2 separate regions of the Homo sapiens genome follow, and region 1 is linked to region 2. The links are chromatin loops, found by intact Hi-C in ENCODE. Cell type or tissue: K562. All regions are shown on one strand. Each heading gives the region's core, and the rest is flanking DNA. Links, peaks and the distances in the headings are about the cores only. Region 1 overlaps LINC02823 (long intergenic non-protein coding RNA 2823). Region 2 holds the start of CCER1 (coiled-coil glutamate rich protein 1).

Region 1 (10,875 bases), core at 2,168-7,167, 400 kb after region 2:
GTTGTTATTATTTATAAAAGTAGTCAATATTTAAAGTTAAGTAGGTGTGCGATGTTTTTATTTGTTAGCAATTCCACTCTTAGAACAAAACTGAAAGCTGCAAGAAATAGCTATTTTCCCCCTAAAATAATACATGGTCTATAACCCAACTCACAATAAGCATCATAGTGACCAAAGGCTTTGCAAGAGCAAAGCAAGGCACCAGCCTTGAAACTTGAATAGTCTAGTCCTCACCTCACTCCTTCAGATGATCCCATCTGCCAATTTCATATCTTAGAATATGTTATGTATAGAATCTCACTTTGGTTACAAAATTTTTACCAGAGAGGATGTTCTGACTGCAAGTGCCAGAAATTCACCTGAAAATAAGTATCGTAAGTAAAAAGGGGAATGGATACTTGATTTGCCAAATGTCCTGTGACAAGGAGGCTCGAGGATTAATGCAGTGGTTGAAGAATAGAATTAGGAACCAGGCTCTGTTCTTTCATACTGCTCTGCCACTATTTTTTTCCTCATTGTCACAAGATGGTTGCTACATTTCAGGGGTCACATGCAGACAAGATCCTATTCAGTGGACCAAAAATGATTATTTCTGAGCTGCTTTATAAAAGAAAGGAAATCTTTTAAAAATGACCTCAACTGATTTCCTCTCACATGTCATTGTCCAGCACTGGGCTATATTTATATCCCTAAATCAACTACTATCCAGGGCAAGAGAGTATGCAATTGGATTATTTATCAACATTTACCTCTGAGAAATATTCAAGAAAGATGGATACCCAATACACATTACCAGTAAGGAAGTAGAATTGGAAAGCAATAACAAAAAAAGGAATTTATAAAGGACTATCAATCATAATTTTAAAAAGTAGGCTTCTAATAGAATAATTTTTTAAGATGCGTCATTTTTCTTGTGAAGTGTCCACAAAAACTGACCATTAAATAAGCTACACAGAAAATCTCAAAAAATTGCAGAAGCAAATAACATATAAGAAGTTAACAAGTGAAAGCCTCTAAAATTTGTATGTGTATAGTTTTAAAAACATATTTATCAGTAAGTCTTAGAGTAAAGAAGGAAATCAAAATAGGAAATTACAAACATTTATAAATACTATAACAAGCATATAATATTTAAATGCTCAAAGAGTAAAGCAATAGTAATCAAGACAGGATGGTATCGGTGAAAGAATAGACAAATATATCAATGGATAAGAAGTGGGAGCCCAGAAATAGACTCATATAAATATAGATAACTGGTCTTTGACAGATAATATAGCTTAGATATTTGTCTCTTCCCAAACCTCATGTTGAAATGCAATCCCCAATGCTGGAGTTGGGGCCTGGTGAGAGGTCAATGGATCTTGGCGGGAGATTTCTCCTGAATGATTTAACACCAACCTCTTGGTGCTGTCCTCAAAATAATGAGTGAGTTCTTGTGAAATCTGGCTGTTTAAAAGTGAGTGGCACCTCCCTCTCTCTCACTTGCTCCTGCTTTTAGCATGTTACGTGCCTGCTACCCCTTCGCCTTCTGCCATGATTGTAAGCTTCCTGAGGCCCTCCTTAGAAGCTAAGCAGATGCCAGCAGCATGCTTCCTATAAAACCTGCAGAATCATGAGCCAGTTAAACCTCTTTTCTTTATAAATTACCCAGTCGCAGGTATTCCTTTGTAGTAATGCAAAAACAGCCCAATACAACAAAGGAGCAAAAGCAATATCATGGAGCAAGGATTGTTCTTTCAGCAAACGGTGATGGAACAAACGTCATGTACTGCAAAAGTTAATGTCAAAAGAATGAGAAAATAAGCCACAGAATAGGGCAAATATTTGCAAAAGACACTTCTGAGAAAGGACCGTTACCCAAAATACATGACGAACTCTTAAAAATCAACAATAAGAAACTAACAACTAATTTAAACATGGCTAAAGACCTTAACAGATACCTCATCAAAGAAGATGTATAAATACCAAATAAATACCAAATACCAAATAAAAGATGTCCAACACCTTATTTGTCTTAGTCTCTTTAACCTATTATAACAAAATGCCATAAATTTGGTAGCTTATAAGCAATATAAATTTATCACAGTTCTGTTTTTTTTTTGTTCAGATAAAATATTATAGGTTTATTTATTTAAAACTTAATTCTCACATTGGGTATGCAAAATACAAACTCCATAAAATGTTCATTTTACTTTGTACTTTACAAATATACAAAATACGCTGGGTGTGGTGGCTCACCCCTGTAATCCCAGCACTTTGGGAGGCTGGGGTAGGTGGATAGCTTGAGGTCAGGAGTTCAAGACCAGCCTGGCCAACATGGTGAAGCCCTGTCTCTAGTAAAATACAAAAATTAGCTGGACATGGTGGTGGGTGCCTGTAATCCCAGCTATTTGGGAGGCTGAGGCAGGAGAATCACTTCAACCTGGGAGTCAGAGGTTGCAGTGAGCCGAGATCATGCCACTACACTCCAGTCTGGGCAACAGAGCAAGACTCCATCTCAAAAACAAAACAAAACAAAAAACAAAAAACAAAACAAAAATATACAAAATAGAAATTTATTTAAATTTATATCATATATTTATTAAAGCAAGGAAGTATACACACACAAAAAATCTGTTCTTGGGAATAAACCATTGTACAAATTATTGCACATCTAAAACCACAGTGCATAGAGATTGTATAAAAATGTCAAAGATGTATGCCAGATGTATTTACCTGACTTAGGTCACAATGTAGATCAGAAGACAAAGATTGGGGTGCCAAGTTCTGATGATCAGGTTCTGATGAGGGCCCTTTTTCAGGTTGAAGCCTGGGGACTTCTCACTGTGTTCTCAGATGGTGGAAGGAACAAGAGAGCTCCTTGAGCCTATAAGGACACAAATTCCATTGATGTGCATTACCCTTGTCATCTCCCACAAAAGCAGGGATTTGGGGTCTGTTCTATTTAGTGATTTTTACTTGAGCATTGTGTGGAATATAGTAGATGCTTTCTAACTCTGTTGTATGTCAAAAATGAATCATTATCATTTTATGGATGACAACATTAAGGCATAGAGAGGTTAAGCACATTTCCCAAGACTGCTCATGAAATAAGTGGCAGGAGTGGGATTAGAAGCTAGTCAGTCTGTCTCCAGAGTTAAGGATTTCAACTTCTATGCCACATTGTCTCCACAGGGCTAGAGTTACCGTACTGGTAATATAGCCAGATTTATGTAGTGAGAACCAAACTGTGGGAAAAAAATCAATAAATATGATACTTCAAGCAATTATATAAATAACAGCTAAAACAAAAGAGAACTGAAATGAGAATGTGGCACCCTAGAACAGCTGACATGGGACAAAAATACCTTGGAACCCACACTCCGAGTCAAGAAAAAAATCAGCATTTATTTCAGAGCCTTGGTATATTATAAAATTATTTTATGTTTCAGTTAATCATACAGCAAATATATTCTAATGATGGCCAAAATTAATTATGCTCCTTGGTAGAAGTGATATAAACTTTTAAAAATAACTATTCTTTTCTGTTTGTTTTTACTTATTTTAAGTTTAGGGGTACATGTACAGGTTTGTTACATAGATAAACTTGTGTCATGAGGGTTTGTTGTACAGATTATTTCATTACCCAGGTATTACGCCTATTACCCATTTGTTATTTTTCATGATTCTCTCTCTTCTCCCACACTCCACTCTCTGAAAGGTCCCAGTGTGTGCTATTTCTAGCTGTGCACCCATGTGTTCTCATAACTTAGCTACCACTTATAAATGAGAACATGCAATATTTGGTTTTCTGTTCTTGTGTTAGTTTGCTAAAGATAATGGTCTCCGGCTCCATTAACATCCCTGCAAAAGACATGATCTCATTCTTCTTTATGGCTGCATAGTATTCTATGGTATATATGTGCCACATTTTCTTTATCCAGTCTATCATTGATGGGCATTTAGGTTGATTCCATGTCTCAACTACGTTTTAACAGAGACACAAACCAAGCCTTGATGAGGGATTCTTGTTATATCATTCTGAGAACGTGTCTCTTTGCCTTCTTTCTAGCCTCTGTATGGGTTGGAGGAGTCTTGCCTGTGAAATGTTTCCAAGAGTACAAGCCCAGTAGCAGCACTGGTTGCAAAAGAGGTAATAAAATGTTCAGGATTAGGGATCCCCAAGTGGGCCAGCTGAAGACCATACTGCCATGAGAGAATTGGTAGACAATGGATATTGTAAAACAAATCAGAAATCCTACTTTTTTCTTTTTCTGAACAAGTGGAAGTGAATTTCAGGGACCAAGGCAAGGAAGAAGCATTGTGCTCTGAAAGTGTCCTTGACTGCACTTCTGGTTATTGTCAGGAATATTATGTGTTATGTTTGCTGGCGTATGCCTTTCCTCTATCCTCAGTGTTCTTGCTTTTCCATTATTGTAAAACCAGGACTCAGTAATCTTAGTAATGGCAGTAATCTTAGTAAATGGTAGTAATCGTAGCAAATTGCCTTAACCTCTTTGAGCCTACTTTTCATTATCTGTAAAATAGGGCTACTAGCCCTTAATATGTAATGTTTTCATAAATATTTAATGAGTTGAAATTTAGAGTGCTATGCATATGCCGTGGCAATTAGCAATCAATAAATAACAAATAATAGTAGCCACTATTAATGCTATTTATCTGAGACCTAACACATGAGCTTGTCACACAATATGTGTTCATTAAACATATGTTACACATATGAGTCTGATTGTGAACTTTTACAGAAGACTGACTACCTCTTCCCTAGACCCCATCATATTGAGGTACTCCTAGTTGGTGCTTAGTGCATTTGTTCATGCTAAATATTTACAGGGATTCAACAGAGAACAAATCTGGTGTTGAAAGTATCGAAATTTAGAGTCTGATGAAGACGCAGTCTCCAATTTTTCTACCTGGTAAAGTTGCCCTGGTGTGGATATTATACTTTGTCTTCCGTCATGTAAATGAGCTTTCTTAGTCTGTTCACTAGCACTGGCCTCAAGTTGATGTCCCTCTTGCTTGATCTTAGGGATGGCTGGCATCTTGAAACATTTTCTCCATGCCAGTAGTCATATTTGAAAAAGGAGGTGGTGAGTTCTCAAATATGACAGAATGTCTATGTTTTAAAATTTGCTGAATATGGGAAATTGCCTTGGGCACGGCTTTCATTAGATGCTGGGGTTACAGACCTGGGTGCTGAGTTAAGCTGCATCGCCATCTCGTGGTCAGTTGATGTGGTGGCCAGAGACAGAGCGTTTAATGAGTATGTGAGTGAGCAGATTTCATATGCTAGAGTTGAAGGGAACTTGGGGGTCACCTTGTAGACCTCTCTTACTTGTACACAAGAAAAATGAATAGAAGAAAAGAAATGACCCAATCTTTTTGTTACAGAGGTTAATCACAGAATTGCCATCCCATTTAGTTGCTATTTCTCTCAACAGTGTGCAATATAGGATGTGTGTCTTTAGCTGAATACTTGAGTTTTCATGTAGTTGCATGACTTACTATGAACATGAACGCTCTTACTTTTAAAATGGGGCTGATATTATTGTTGTAAGTATCAGTTGAATGATGGAGTATGCAAAAGGACTTTATAAATAATTAATTATTGAAAGAAATCTAAATATTATGTTTTAAAATTTTTTTGGTGTGGAAACAGATGCCGTCTCATTCAAAGTTGCATCTGCAGTTGAAAGCCACTCACTTATTTATTCATAAGTTAACTTCCATGAGTATGTATTGGGCAGTTGCTATGTCATCACCACAGGAAGAAAGGACACAAAGAGTAAGAAAACACAGACTTAACTCTTAAATAAATTACAGTCTAATGATGAAGAAAACATTAATACAATGTGCAATGTGTTGTGATAACAGATATTAGAGTAGATCCCAGAGACTGGTGCCAACTTCAGTGCTTGCACATAAAAAGAGAGTGTTCAATTCTGTGAGTTGGGGTGGAGCAGGGTTGCAAAGACAGAATAAGCTTTATATAGGCAAAAATAAACTTGAGTTAAGTCTCAGGTAAATACCAGTAGTATGCCAGGGAAATAGGTGAGGGCAGTTGGGAAAAGGAAATTATGTATATGAAATGCTAAAACCCTGAAAAACAAAACTTTAAAAAGAACAATATTATCTTATAGTTATGAAAATATTTTAGTTCTGGACATATGTCTTAAGGAACTCATGGATCTCATTCCAAACAAATGACAAAATAATTTGGCTTGGGGCCAGTATTTCATAACATATAATAAAATTTGATATTTTTTGAAATTATGAAAACTAAGATAATTTTAAATTGTGGAATACGTTATACCATAAAGAGTCAATAGAAAATGATGAGAATCAAATGCTTTATGAAAGCTCATCTAGACTAATGGTTTTATCAATTTCTATATTACACACTCATCTTTTAGTTCCATGTATTAACAGCTGTTGGAGTTTTTTTCTATTTCCCTTTCATCATACCAGGTATTTGAAAGAAAACCTTAATGGCCTAAAAGTCATACTTTCTCATTTCAAATTCCTTCTAGTTTTCTTCACTATCCTCTGGCATTCAGAGAATTGCTTTGTAGACATATTGATTGACGGCCATCTATCCACACATCAGGCATTCTAAATGGCTCCCTTCTGGACTATCTCAGAAGAAGAAATATTCATTAGCCCTTCAAAACACAACACTGAGGACAACTCTGTCAAAGAAGATATTTCTACGCACAGCGAAAGTCAAAAATTACATTATTCCTGGGTATGTTTTCCTCTACCTCTGCACATCAAGGAGAACAGAAAAACTTAAGTTTTTAGACAGATAACAAGGTCACAAAATAATTTGAAAAGAAAGCAAGCATAGAGAATTTCCAAAATGCATACAAGGCTGACTGTGTTTTAAGAACTTGGTTTTTGCCTCTCTCATTTTTTACTTGCCCACACAAATACCGCACTTTTCAAAGAGGTACTGTGTCCTGACTTTATGCCTGCTTAGGTTACCCATGCCTTTAAGTGCCTTCCCTACCGCTGACTCTCATCCTTACCTTTTCAGTGACAACCATCATTCAAGATTAAGCCCAGAAATTGCAGCCTCTGGGAAAGAGCTGACTTTCTAGGCTGGAATATATGCATGTTCTATATGCTCCCTTGGCACCTTGTGCTATTTTACTGTGGCAGATTGATTGATTGCAGGCATTATTCCTGTTTTTCCTGCCTCTCTGTTTCATGTGTTTTGCAGTGGAACTTTGAACCTCATCCCATCAAGAGGCTATTTCCTCATTCCTTTGAATCTGAGTTTGCCTTGTGATTTGCTCTGGCCAATAGAATGCAGAAGAATATTTGTTTGCCAGTTTCAAGCTAGCACTCAAAAAGATTGCATCGCTTATAATCGAGGACTTATAAGATCCTAATAATTGCTAGGGGAGGGATAGCATTAGGAGAAATACCTAATGTAGATGACAAGTTGATGGGTGCAGCAAACCACCACGGCACGTGCATACCTATGTAACAAACCTGCACCTTCTGCATATGTACCCCAGAACTTAAAGTATAATAAAAAATTTAAAATAATAATTGGATACTAATTAATTGCCCAGTTTCTCCATGCAGTAGTCTTCAGGCATCTGCCATTATGGTGGCTCATAAGAAAGATAACAAAATACAGATGTATTAAGGCTTTTCTACACTAAAGGATTTCACTAACATAGACCAGAAAACTGCACCCTGAGGTCAAGCGGCCTTGCACAGTATCTTTGAGACTACTATCAAGGCTTATCTTGAGAAGTGGGTACTATCAAATATGTATGCCAGCTGAGGGCAAAAGTGAAAGCAAACAACTGATAACATACATACATATCTAGTGAGTTCTTTCAATCTCAAAAGGATGCTCAATTATTTCTTTGACTACTGTCAGTTTTCATTAATTAACAGAAAAGATTACTGAGAAATATATATTACTTTGTAGGGTTAGTTGGTTTAGTGGTGTAATTATTCTTGGCAGAACTCTGAAAGGACACAAGTAATAACACCTTCAGATGCCAGTTGTCTTGGCATTGAAGACTTGAAATTATCCCTTGGTGATTTCCAATCCTGCCAAACCTCTGTGAAAAAACACGCTAGGCATATAGTGTCCCAATAAGGAAAAATCACTGCGTCAGAAAAAGTGCCTATGATCACCAATGTGCTTGAACCTATTAATTATAGGGAACTAAACATTTTCTCTGGGTTTTGTGACTCCTATTGGAGGTTTCATTGACTTCTCAGTTATCATAGTAAAAACCCTGGGACATGTGGTTTAAAGAAGGAAAATGTTAAGTGCAATTGGAGTGCGTTCCTGCTTCTCCACCACCTCCCTGAAGCCCCGTCATATCCCTTGTTAGTTCTACCATGTCTTTCAGATGCCAATTTTTAGTCCACAGGAGGAACATGAGCATGCCAGAAGCTGTCACCATGTGGAATTGTTCTGAAAGTCACACATACTGTCCTCTTCACAGGTTAACATTCCTGGCCCAAGAATTTACCATTGCAGAAAAGTAATATGGATACTTTTTGAATTATGACATAATAGTTCATATATGTGCATACACCAATGCTTAATCAGATAACCAAATGGCAATGAAAGGCAGCCATAGCTGGCCCAGCCTATGGGCCTTCCTGAAAATACCGTATTCAAAATAGTGAAATTATTCTCAGGGAGGAGGTGAGAAAAATCAGGGATTCCAAAGGGATGGTACATATTTCTGAGAATGAAAAGTGGCTCTATACCGTTCTGTAAGCCAAAGCCTGAGGTGCCTCCAACTTGTACCCACAGAGATAGTCCCTCACCAGGTATGACTTTCACTGAATTAGATCACTTCCCATCCTTTCAGTATATAAGTCATGAGTTGTGTAATTTGAAACAAAGACTGGAAAAGAAAATTGTCTATCAAGGAAGAAATGCAATTCTTCCTTACGCAAAATAAATCCAGAGATAAAGCCCAGGGCTCCTAAATTATCCCCATAGAGTCTTCCTCTATCTTCTCTTTTATCATCTTTTGTGTGTGGCTTCTATCCTCATGGTCACCTTCCAGTTCAAAACGGGGAACTCAGACCCTGGCATCACATCTATATTCCAACATAGGAAGAAGAAGGAATAGAGAGGGAAATCAGACTTTCCTAGCTGCACACGAATTTTTTTTCCACGATGCTTCACTGAAAATTGTTACCAAAAACTTAATACTACTGGCCAAAAGTTAGTCATATGTACCTGGCTGAAAGGGATGCTAGGAAAGACAGTCTGTTAGCTGTGAACATTGTTGACTCAAATTACTTTAAGTTCTATTACTAAAAAAAAAGTAGAGAATGGATACTCAGAGGACAACTAGTCAAATCTGCTCTACTAAGTTAAGGATATGAGAGAAGGAAGAGTAACAATGAACTGACCCTGAACTGATAAAAATGATGACAGGCAAGAACTTCCAGGCAAAGGGCAGAAGAGTCAGGTTAGGTTCCAAGAGTGTAAAGTCTTGGCTGCAGATTGGAGCCATCCAGAAGTTATTAGTGCAATGGAATATTAAGAAGTTTAGGATTTAGAACAAGATAAGTGGGAAAGAAACTGTGCTGTTCTGTGCACACCACCTCCTGGTTTTGCTAACTTGTTCAGGAAGAGTGCTTTACAATAAATCTGGGTCAGGGTTTTTGGCCCAAATTGGCAGAAGCTATCAATTGATTCTAAATGCTAGACCCATGTCTCCACATCCAATAGATATTATTATCAGAGTCTACCTGATCTGGAATCTGTTTGTTGCAACAAACCCTTGGGGTTAGTTGTGCACAAATCTCTAATCTTCGGAACCAGAGAGATGAGGATTGTTAATGATGGAATAAATCAACTGTTATAAACAAATTCTGGCTAAACATGTGAACACTTCCTCCTTTGCATTTTGTACTCCTAATGGTCCCTCTTTGGCTGGGGGTGGGAATTCCTTAGGTTCAGCACTGCTCCTGGGTGGACTGTCACCAACCCCCTGCTTTTCTTTGTTCTCCGTGGGTCGAGTTATTTGCCTAGTCAGGCCCAATGTGAGAACCTGTATATTTCAGTTGCAGGTGCTGAATTCATGCACTACTTTCATTCACTCTCTGTGAGCGCTGTGGAACAAGGTGTCAAGGAGGAAGTGTTCACATGTTTAACCAGAATTTGTTTATAACATTTGATTTATTCCATCATATTCTTATATTGACACCAGAAATACTGCCTCTGGATTTCCACTTATTTTTACCATTCAGGAAGACTGGTTTGTTCCTGATCTCTACTTCAAGGGGGATGTAAGAGTAGAAAGGTGTGGGTAAATTTTTCAGTGTCCAGTTTGCTTTAAGATTGTGTTACAGAAATTGAACTGGGTGTATATTAACTTTCCTTTCCCCCATCACTGTAGGAAGAGTTTCCTTTACAGTATCTAGATGCAGATGAAGAGTTCTGGAGCCATGACATTTGGTGAAACTATTCACATTGCACAATGGTCAAGGCTGCATAGTAATTTTCTCCATTATCTACCTACTTCTCCAGTCACATTTAACTCCACACTACTGCTTTTCCCTCTTCCTCTTTCACTGTGCATTTTTCCCTGCTACCACAGGCCATTTGCGTGTGCTGCCCAGCCATCTGCAACACTCCTCTCACCTACTTGCTTGCCTCTGGCACTCCCTCCTCTAAACACACACATTTAGTTTGTATTCATCCTTCAGACCTCAGGTGAAGCAGCACATCTTAGAAGAAACGCTTTTTGAATCTTAAAGAGCACTCAAATCATTATAATATGCAAACTTGAACTGTCATTTCTACAAAAGTATATCTTAGCTTGAAATTTGCATACATTAATATTAATATGATTAATGTCCCTCTACCCTGTTTGG
Region 2 (10,875 bases), core at 2,956-7,955:
AATGTATATTAACCACCTTGCATGTATTCAAATGTGTTTTGAAATCTAACGTCTACATTTTGATAGTTTAACTGTTCTACATAAGTGACTTACAACAGGCATTAAATATTGTTTGGCATTTTCATATATCTGTAACTGTATCTTAATCTACAATGAGCTTAATTTTAAGTGTAGCATAAAACAGAACCTTCAATAAAGTGGTAATATTAGGAATGATATCCAGTTATCTTATACACTTATAAAGTTACCTATAAATTCTTACGAATATTTTTCTAAAGTAAAATTTTGATTTTACTTTAATTATAGATGAGAAGCAACAAAGCAACATTTATAACAATTTATCCCACTCAGGCATTTGTTCCCACCAAATGTGTATATTGATATACGTACACATAAAATATTCCTGTGTTAGATTGTCGTCACATCACTTATATAAACTATTAACCCACTACAAACAAATTTGTTTTTCAAGTATTACAGTTGCATTGATTTTGATTTTGAAAATATGCATTCAACTATCCATTGCTTCTATGGAAAAGGACGGGTAATTCTTAGCACCAACCATTAGAGCATTAATGTCAACCGTAAAAGGAAACATCATTGACCTGGGGCAAGGGCAGGGGCAGAGGGGAGATAAAGGACAGAGAATATTATCTTGGGAAAGAGTTCAACTCTAGAGATTTAACTGGTTCTCATATAGTCTGCATAATGGTATCTGCAGCTCAAAGGTAATGTATCTGATTAGAGTTACACTAGGGGAAATAGGGCAGAGTTAATTAATCATTTTGTTATTTTGGGAGATTTTACACTTATAGTTGCTCGCATCACTAACAAGTAACTTTTAGACACCACATAACATGTCTATGACCTCATTTGTGTATTTACTGAATACTTATTGTAACTAGGAAGTATTGAATGCCACTGTTCTGAGTGCTTGGTAACTATTATCTCACTTAGTCTTTACAATCTCATTTCATCCATGAGGTAGGTACTATAGATGAGGAAAATGAGATGTCAAAATTTCAGTAACAACCCTGAGGTCACACAAGCAATAAATGATAGTTTTGAATGCATAAACCATAGTCTTAATCATTAAATTCCCATGAGGCTTCTGCAATGGATCTAACACCTGGGTGTCAGTGCTGCTGGTTCATAGACCACACTTTAAAAATCATGGCAGTAGACAATGTGAAGTGTCCATTTACACACTATTTTACCAGAAGCCAAAACTACATTTCAAGGACAAGCTTGTTCATACTTAGTTCTGTGGTATTAATAACAACTGAAATATCTGATATGTCAGCCCAATAGAATTGCTATAAGATTTTCTGGGTCTTGCTAATAAATTTAGACTGAACTAATGTTCAGAAATTATGTGAGATAACTTTATAAAATGTAGTTTAACATATAATGGTCAACAGTGTTTTGCAGTTATAATACAATTCTTCTTAAATATTGAGTATTTTGTCTTCACAATATACCTAAGTGATAAAGTATAATCACTAACACTGAGGAAAGAGAAACCCAAGGCAAGTGGCCACCATCACAGGTCACTTAGGCAGCAGGACAACACACATCCAGGCCTTCCCATGCCACATCCAAATCTTCTCTTCCATTAGCCGACCTTGACATTGGACTGTATTCCACTAATTAACTAAAACTAAATAAAGAAAAATGCTACTTAGCTACTGAAACAGCTAAGATAGCCACATTCTGATTTTGATTTTAATATATAGATAATCAAGGCCAAGGTGATATGACAACATTGAGTAATTTTCGGTTGTCTTACATTAACATAAACCTTATTGAATACAAAACATGGCTGCATGTATCATTTTATTACGCTGCTAAAAAAACCTGTAATTTAAGGACTTTTTTTAGTCTTATCGACTCCCTTAACCCAAGGTCACCTATAGGAGATGTATCATTTATTTCCCAGATCTGTAGGTTTGTGTTAACTGGAGGAGATTAGTCATTTCACCTCTACATTTATTTTAATAGAACTAAATATGTTACAAATACTGTCTTCCTCATATACGGATGTTCTACAATTTTATAAAATCATACTCAGAGTTCAGAGTTGATCTCTAGATGTCAAGTGTATTTACCATCTTTAGAGGGCTAATATTTTCACATCAAATAAAATTCCTCGAGGTTACTGTGGAGACAAAGTAATGAAGACAAATCAAGAAATGCTGTCAGTCTCTAGAGGATGAAAATGCCAGAATCTCCACATGAGAAAAAAAACCTCAGAATAGACAGCAACAACGCTTATCAAGTCCAGGCCCTATAATCATGTTTTATGATTTATAACGTTATTTTTCTGACAACTGGCAGAATAGCTCCATTCTTGAAAGAAATGCCTAACTGGCACCTCATCCTCACTGTGCTCACCCAATAAAGTTTGAAATAATTTTAATAATAATGAATTTATTTTGGAAAATTGTATTTTCTCTTCATGTGTACACATACCTCTAAAACTAAAACTGTGCAAGAGGCTCTCCATGGGAGTTGAGAACTATGGTGCTCCAATCATGCTGAGCAAGAAACCCTAAGATCCCCCTCATTACATGATAGTGGTTGGTTAGAATGGTGGGTGTCCCGGGATGACCAATCCCTTCAACCCCTAACATGGGTTAATTATTTCATATTAGCCATCAGGATTAGTAAAGCAAGCATCACAGTATCTGGCTAGTTAAAAAAAAAAAAAAGAAGAAGGTCAGGTAGAGAATCATCAATGACTAATAGTTTTCTCCTCTCATTAATTTTTGCTGGTGTCTATTCTAGAAGATATGGATGGCATAAAAGTCAATAGAATAGATAATATGGATTCTGCATACTTCTCTCACTTGTCATTGGCCGTTGCTTCCAGACATGCTGGTCTTTCTATCCTCAGTTCCTCAAAGGCATCAAGCTCCTCTCAGCTCTTGGCCTTTAGACTTAGGGGTCCCTCTGCCCACGATAAACATCCTCAGCCTTACTCCTGGGTTCTCTAGTGATCTATGTTTTTATAGTGGTACATTTCCTTCAGACCACTTGCAATGAGCAATCCATCTAACTCATTTAATGTCTGACTTTTCTACTAAACAATAACAATGTCAGAATGGGGTTTTGCTTATTCACCATTGTATTCTTATCACTGTTCACAGTGCTTGGCCCCCAGTAGTTCAATATTTGCTGAATAATGGTTCATGCACAAGAATGTAGACTCCTGAGGCATTGCACATGTTTACATCCCTTAAAATAACTAGTGAATAACATCTTTGCATATGAAGGCAATTAATATGTGGTGAATTCTTAAATTTAAAATATTTTGCAGGAAGAAATAGAGAAATGTCCAGATGGGATTGTAAATAAATTCAATCCTAAATGAAAAAAGGCTTCTCCAGTGAGAACATACTTAACTTTGACCTTTTGATTAAGTGTCATCAGTAAAGTATTTATGGGCTATGACTTGCATGGATTTATTACCTAGCTTCAGGAGCTGGATTCTTGATTTCCCTCTACTTATATATATTAGAACAGTAAAACACATAGGGATGGCTACTTTTAATTTTATAGGTCATTCAGAAATTGCATCTTGTAGAAAGTAATGATATCTTAGAGTTTTGGTTATTCACCACTGCAATTTGGAATGTTTGGTGTAATTTTAAAATTCCTAAGTTTTTTCCCCCTTTCTTCTATTCATCCTTTTGGCCACTGAAGCATTGCTGCATGGATTTGTGATATTTCAATAATGAGAAATGAGAGGCAAGGTACTTTAATACTTTTTATTATTTAATAGCTCAAGCTTATCACCTTGAAAATTGTAATATATCAGTAACAACCAACATTCAGGTAAGACATCACCACACATTCTTCTCTTCAACAAATAAATGCTAACTTGTGGTTCAAAGTCAAAAGATTTAATTTCTGAGAAGGCATGTTTAAATTCATCATCTAGGGATATTCTGGAAATATGCTATGGATGGAACTTTTATCAACTGTCCAGGAAGAAATGTATTATTACTTCCTAAAAATGTTTGAACAAAAGCTATTACTTTGAATGATGTATTCTCCATAGGTAATTGCTGTTTAGACATCAGAAACTAGCTCACACAGACTCACACTTACACATCTTTGTTTTACTCTTCTTTATAACAAAGACAAATTCAAAAACAAAATAAGATATTCCACCCCCAAAAGGTAGATAATCTTTTTATCTAAAAAAAAAAATCCATTCTGGAAAACTATTTTTATGGCTCCTCAGAACTTAGGATAAAGACTATATCCAATAACGAGGCTTCAAAACCTAAGCCATGTTCCACTGTTTGCAGTTACCTTGGACTTTAACTAGATGTGCAAGTTGACTTCTGACCATGGGGAATCCTCTCCATGACTGGATTATGGATTGTTGAGGCCATGGCAGATAACCAGTTCCACAGAAGCAACTTCATGTTCTTCTGAGGAAGATCCATAGCACTGTGGAACAAGGAATATCAATAAGCGATGACACAAGAGCCTGCAAATGAGGTTAACAAAATATAACCCTCAAAAATGAACTCTGATGGTGGAAAAATCTATGAGGAAAAATATTGTTGAAAAAATACAGGGATTGAAAATGGCTTCAGTTATGTTAAGAGCACTGGTGAACATTTAGTAGCGTTAGAATGTGCTTCTTACGCATGTAATAAACTATCTCTTGATTCCAAGCTCATTAAGTGGCCAAGTTGTATAAATTTGTTTCAAAAACAAACGCTTTTTCAGCATTGCCAGATTTAAAAAAACAACAGCAACTCTGTTTTCTAGAGGGGAAAACACCAAATGAAAATATTCAAATGGTAGTAATAAAATACTTGGCCTTTAATCAGTTCCAGTAAAATTATATTTGAAAGCTTCCCCACCACCCACCCATAGTCATACACATACGCATCAAATTTTAAACATTTTATAATGGCCAAAGAAGGTGTTTACATAGATCTGTTTATTAATGGAACTCACTTTTTAATCAGTTTTTAATAAATTGCTAATCCAGTTTAGCCTCAAATCAGTTCCATCCCTTTTCTCAATCCCTTTTCTGATGTCTAACAGTTAAAGTCCTGTGCCATGAACAGGGATTCCTGTGGCACTTTGGGAATTATCTGCTCTGGGTTTAAAAAAGTGCAGCTTATAAAGTTCTCTCTCTTTTCTTCAGCCTCTACGAAGATTGATAAAGGCATTTCCAGAGGCAAGTGAAATTCTTCCCCTCTCTGCTCGTTCTCCTCCAGGACCTCCTCTTCCTCTTCCAGCTCCTCCTCTTCCAGCTCCTCCTCTCCCTCCTCCACATATTCAGCCTCTTCGACCTCTTCTTCCTCCTCATCTTCGACCTCTTCCTCCTCATCTTCGACCTCTTCTTCCTCCTCGCTCGCCTCCTTTGCATCACACACCTCCTGGTCATACTCCTCCTCATCATCATTTTTCTTCTCCTCCTCTTCTTCCACCAGCAGCGGGGCAAGAGACTGGTTTTCCTCTGGGTTGGGACTGAATGCTAGAGAGGGATTCTGCACAAAGCCATACAGAGTTTCCTGCAGTCCCCAGGTTTCCTTGCTGCCGCCAGGGGGCGCGTCGTTTCCGGAGGATCTGGCTGGGGAGGCCTCGCCGCTCACCGTGGCCTTCTGCGCCCGCAGCGCCTCCTGCTGACGCTCCACCTTCTCCTGCTGCCTCATGTCCTCGTAGATCTGGTTCATGATGAATTGGGTGGTGTTGGGCGGCGCTCGCATGCCAGGCTCTCTCCACTCATACAGCTTGACCGGCCGCGGCAGCGTGCTCACATCCGCTGGCGGGCTCCGCGGGTAGGAGTGGCGAGGGTGGTGGCGCAGGCCGCGGCCTCTGCGGCCCCAGCGCTTCTTCCTGCCTGGGGGCTTCACCCAGCCAGGGTTCCAGGACCCGCTCCAGCAGGAGCAGCAGCAAAAGCAGAGAGGGTGCAGGCCATACACCCGAAACACTTGCACCGGGCAGGGGAATTTCCAGAATCCTGGAGGGGGTGGGCGCCAGGGCCCTCCCCAGCACCCCCAGTTAGAGCACACGGGTGGTTGGAACCAAAAGCCCGGGCCGTGCTGTTGCTTCGGCTGCTTCCTTGGGGGCCCATACTCGGTCTTGGGGCTATATCGGTGCGGTCTATTGTACGCTGGAGCACCCGGGCGCCTTCGATGGCAGGACGACCAGGAGCTCAAGGAGGCCGAGTGTGCCCAGCCACAGCCACAGCCGCCGCCGCCACCGCCGCCCAGGTTCAGAGGGTCTTCCCTTGTGTCGAGGGTCTGAGTCATGGTTCAGGGAGCTCCGAGAGGTCCAGATGGTAGCGACCTGAAGCTGTCGTCAAGTTTTGCCAGGTAGGACGGTCAGAAGAGCCTCGTCTCGTCAACCTGTCTCTCCACGCAGCGCCACGTGTCTACCCCTGGGATCACGTTTTCCTCTCCAGGAGGCTGCTCTCTTCCTGGTTTGCACGCTCTTCGGTAGTAATCGCTTGTCCTTCGCACCTGGGTTGTCTCGCCCAGGTGTGCTGGGTGGGACTGGGGCTGGGTAAGGATGGTGGGGGAGGAAGGTGTTGGCAGGCGACACGCAGTGAGACCCACTCCCGGGTCCCCACCACACCCGGCTCTGCTGAGGCACGGGCTGGGGCCGGGGGAGGCAGGGGTTGCGCAGTTACCTGCTGCTCCCTCTCAACCCAGGTGCTTCACTGTCGCCGTCCTGGCAGGACTGTGGTGGCGAGGGCAGCGGCAGCCTTTAAATACTGGCTGTGGTCTCCCGCGTGCCCACTGCGTTCTTGGTCACCCAGGGCAACAGCCAATTGGGGTCGAAATCGTCCTCCCTGTGTGCAAGGCCGGGTTCTGTCCGGAACCAGGCTCCAGGTGAACATTCGCAGGGGGCTTGTGACGCAGCGTTTGGGGGAGGTGAAGAGGGGTCCAGGCTGGGTTTCTGCTGCTCAATTCAAGCAAGTCTGGAGGCAGTTTATCCGAAAGCTTTGTATCACCTTGAGGCGGGGGTTTAGAAGATGGGCCTTCATCTGAACCCGGTGGGGGCGGGAGAACTTGAGTTTTGAAAACCCCACATTCTACACCTTTGGAGGGCCTAAGGGATCATGGAAAATTACTGGAGAAAGGAAACTTTGCCCAACCTCTTACCTTCTGGCCGGTGCCAACTCTTCTTACTCCTGAGAATTGGGATTCATAATACATAAAACAAGACCACGAACATTTATTATTGCATGTGCTCACTGACAAATAATCCTGTCATCTACCCTGAGAGGTAGGCGTATCTTATCACCTGTCACAGATGAGGGAACTGAGAGCTTAATTTCCCCATGGTTGTGGGGCTAATAAATTTCCAGGCTACGATTTAAGCCTAAACCTGTTTGACCCAAAAGTTAGGTTCCTAATGACATTGCTATGTGTTCTACCAAACCCCCAGTAGGACCCTTGTGATAACTAAATGACATAACATTTGGGAAGGTACTTTGCTATTGGTAATATACCGTACATGTGTACCTCAATTAAACAAATATTATTATTACCATAATGAATACCACAGGTTTGTCCTTGGGAAGAGGAATATTCTGATTGTCTTTCCTTTTGTCCCTTCACTGACCATACAGCATATACACGGGAAGCCTTTAAAGCATTGTGGTTAAGCATATGGGTTTTAATTTAAATAAATGGGATTCAACTTCAACTCACCAATTATTAATCTCTGTAAGCCTCAGTTTCCTTACCCATACCATGATTATACTACCTTTTCCATACGGTTGTGTAAAGAATTAAATGCATATAACAGGTCCTCTAATATTAATGTTTTGCTCAATGTCATTTCCTTATAACGTTGCTGAGGCAAAACAACAACAATAACAAAACCACGTTTCATTATATGTCTTCTCATTTAAAAGTAGCAGTTTCCAAGAACCTATGATGCTAAGTGAGGACTTACTGTAATTCCTTCAAGTACTTAGTGCAGGTACCCTGTAAGTACTCAGTAACTGTTAACTATCATCCTTATTTGTAAATACTTCATGACTTCTAAAAGAGATGATATAGTATATGTAAAGGCACTTGTTCTTGATGCAAAAATAGGCATCCCCACCCTGGCTTGTGTCCTTTTCTTGTCCTTCTTTGTAAAACGTCAAGGAAAGTGCTACCATACTTGGTCCTAGAGAAAACCGTCTCAGTTTATATCCCTTTCTTACTTTTCTGTGCTGAGTGGAATTGCACAAAATGGAAAACTGCCTGCTGGGAACTTCAGTCTATATAAGGCTCCATTAAATGCCAGAAAAGCAAAATGTGTGAAAGCCCTGAAGCTGGCAAAGGTCATTTATGCATTCCTGGCTGAAAATTGAGAACATTATAGGGGGTCTTGGATCAGGACTCCAACATTTGCCCTGAGACCTGTAGAATCCACAGGCTTCATTTAATTTCATTTGCTCTGTGGTTTGCTGAGGACACCCCTGCTTGACTCAAAGTACAGAATGCTGACATGTTTAGCCTGCAGTATCCCTTTCTAGATATGGACTCACCTTTGGCAGTTATTCTGACCCTGCTCTGTGTACTCAAAATGGAATGGTGAGAGCCCAGTTTTATTTTTTTCTAAGGACGTGTGTTATGCAAAAATGGGTTTTAATTGAGAGCATTACAGATGGACCATGTTGCTGTGTTGAAATTCCAATCAGTTTCTTTTTGTTTTAAAAGAGATGGTTAACTCATTTTACAGGTAATTAAGGACATCATTTTTTGATCAGTTGATGTGACCTTTATACAGTTAATCTTGGCATTATATACTTTTTGCATGGTGAGAATATTTATTCTCCCTACTGAACAACATTGACACGTTATTGGCTTGCCCGAATTTTCTTAAGAGAAGCAGCAATTTATTATTTTGATTATGATTTTAATTTTACAGAGATTGGAATTATAATACAAGTTTTGAATGTACTGGTAAATCATCCAAGAAAATTTACCACTAAAGCATGTTAAACAAAAAGTCAGACATTTAATTAATTTTTAAAGACACTTTTATAGTTCTTTTTTTAGTGACAAATTATTGTATATATATATGGCACCATGTGATATTTCCATACATATATACTTTATGAAATGATCAAATTAGGCTAATTAGTATATTCAAGTATTTGTCGTTTAATTGTGGTGAGAATTTAAAATCCTCTCTTATAGCTATTTTGAAATACACAATACATTGGTGTTCATTGTAGTCACCTTGATGTGCATTAGAACACCAAAACTTACTCCTTCTCCCTACCTGTAACTTTGTACCTGTTGACCAATGTAAGGACACATTTTTAATTGACCCATATTCTTTCAATACCATGAAATGAAATATTCTGATTCAATATTGAAATATAACACATTCATCCTGTTGTTGAATATTGTATTAGCTTTCTGTTGCTGCATAACAAATGATCACAACCTTGGTTACTTAAAACAATATACATTTATTATCTCAAGGTTTTCAGGAATCAGGGGTCCAGGAATATCTTAGTGGGCCCTTTGTCCATGGGTGCAACAGGCTGTGATATGGTTTGGCTGTGTCCCTACCCAAATCTCATCTTGAATTGTAGCTCCCATAATTCCCACATGTTGTGGGAAGGAGCCAGTGGGAGATAATTGAATCATGGGGGTGGTTTCCCCATACTGTTCTCGTGGTAGTGAATAAGTCTCACGAGATCTGATGGTTTTCTAAGGGGAAACACCTTTCTCTTGCTTCACATTCTGTCTTGCCTGCCACCACGTAAGACGTGATTTTGCTCCTCCTTTACCTTCTGCCATGAGTGTGAGGCCTCCCCAGCCAAGTAGAACTGTGAGTCCATTAAACCTCTTTTTCTTTATAAATTGTGCCGTTTCGGGTATGTCTTCATTAGCAGCATGAGAACAGACTGCTACAGGCTGTAATTAAGATTTTGAATGGTTTGAGTTCTCACTGATGTGCTCAATTCAGAAAAATTCACTCCTAAGATCATTTATGGCATTGGCAGAATTTATTCCCCATGGCTGTAAGACTGATGGCCCTGCCTTTTAGCTCTCTGTTGGCTGGAGCCCAGCTTTAGGACTTGAGGCCACCCACTAGTCCTAGGGGCTAAGGGCGGTTCTTAGACACTGCCCAAAGCAAGAACTGTGGGCTTCCTCAACGGGGCTGCTCACATCATCTAACTGGCAAAGAAAATCTCCATAGTTTCTCCTAGCAAGATGGAAAGTTACAGATGTAAATACAGACATATACACGTGTGTGTGTGTGTGAAAGTGTGTGGCTGTTTATGATAATCCTGGCCTTGACATTCTTGCCTTAACATAATCCTGGGTTTTCCATCACCTTTGCCATAGTCTGTGGGTTAGAAGCAAGGCCCAGGTCCCCGTGGACACGCCGTGTGGAGGGGTTGGGGGAGTGGGTATTACACAAAGGTGTGAACACCAGGAGACCAGGAGGCAGACAATCTTACCATCAGTTTCCCACATATGTAAAGTAAATTGAGTCAAATATGTTGTTCATACTCACTTGTTGCTACTTTATTTGGAAGATTTTAATGACACTGTTGGCCTTTTTCAAATTGTAATAAGTGCCGTATGATGGCGTAGGCTCTGCTATGTTTTATGTTGTGCAGAGCATTATGTTTTTAAGTTGAAAACATACTGCAATTTTGGTGTTGGTTTTTGTGCATTTTTGTGACTTGAAGAATTCTAACACTTGATGGCAGTAGTAGCTCATTCAAAATACAGTCAGCAACAATTCCTATACAAAACAAACTGACAAGTAAACAACTCATTTTTGTGTTTTATCATGAATTCCATTTTTAAACAATTCCAGGTTGCAGTATTAATTACCTTTTATTCTTGTCGTAGAATTGGGTGTTTTTATTAT

The links. Peaks named below come from ENCODE experiments on the same cell type or tissue, not always from the same donor. Only the 100,000 strongest peaks of a DNase experiment are listed, where the experiment ranks them.
Region 1: a loop joins it to region 2, with 5 times the contacts of the local background. A loop is called at or near these places in 10 of 110 quality-filtered maps.

Annotation. Positions count from the first base shown.
Region 1 is chr12:91,350,370-91,361,244 of GRCh38, forward strand. The region is part of intron 2 of LINC02823 (long intergenic non-protein coding RNA 2823); the gene reads left to right. LOC105369896 (a long non-coding RNA gene) reads right to left here. Exons shown (of 9, transcript XR_001749251.2): 8 at 2,716-2,866. Among named protein-coding and RNA genes, the nearest start is that of LINC02823, 29 kb to the left of the region's middle. In K562, for the core only: a CTCF peak has its summit at 5,220 (motif pointing left); a DNase peak (open chromatin) is centred at 5,192.
Region 2 is chr12:90,948,459-90,959,333 of GRCh38, forward strand. It overlaps CCER1 (coiled-coil glutamate rich protein 1), which reads right to left and starts at 6,718. Exons shown (of 1, transcript NM_152638.4): 1 at 3,757-6,718. The coding sequence starts at 6,284. The coding sequence ends at 5,064. LINC00615 (long intergenic non-protein coding RNA 615) reads left to right here. Exons shown (of 5, transcript NR_038868.1): 5 at 1-211. RefSeq lists an enhancer at 5,627-5,726. In K562, for the core only: a CTCF peak has its summit at 5,595 (motif pointing right); a DNase peak (open chromatin) is centred at 5,613.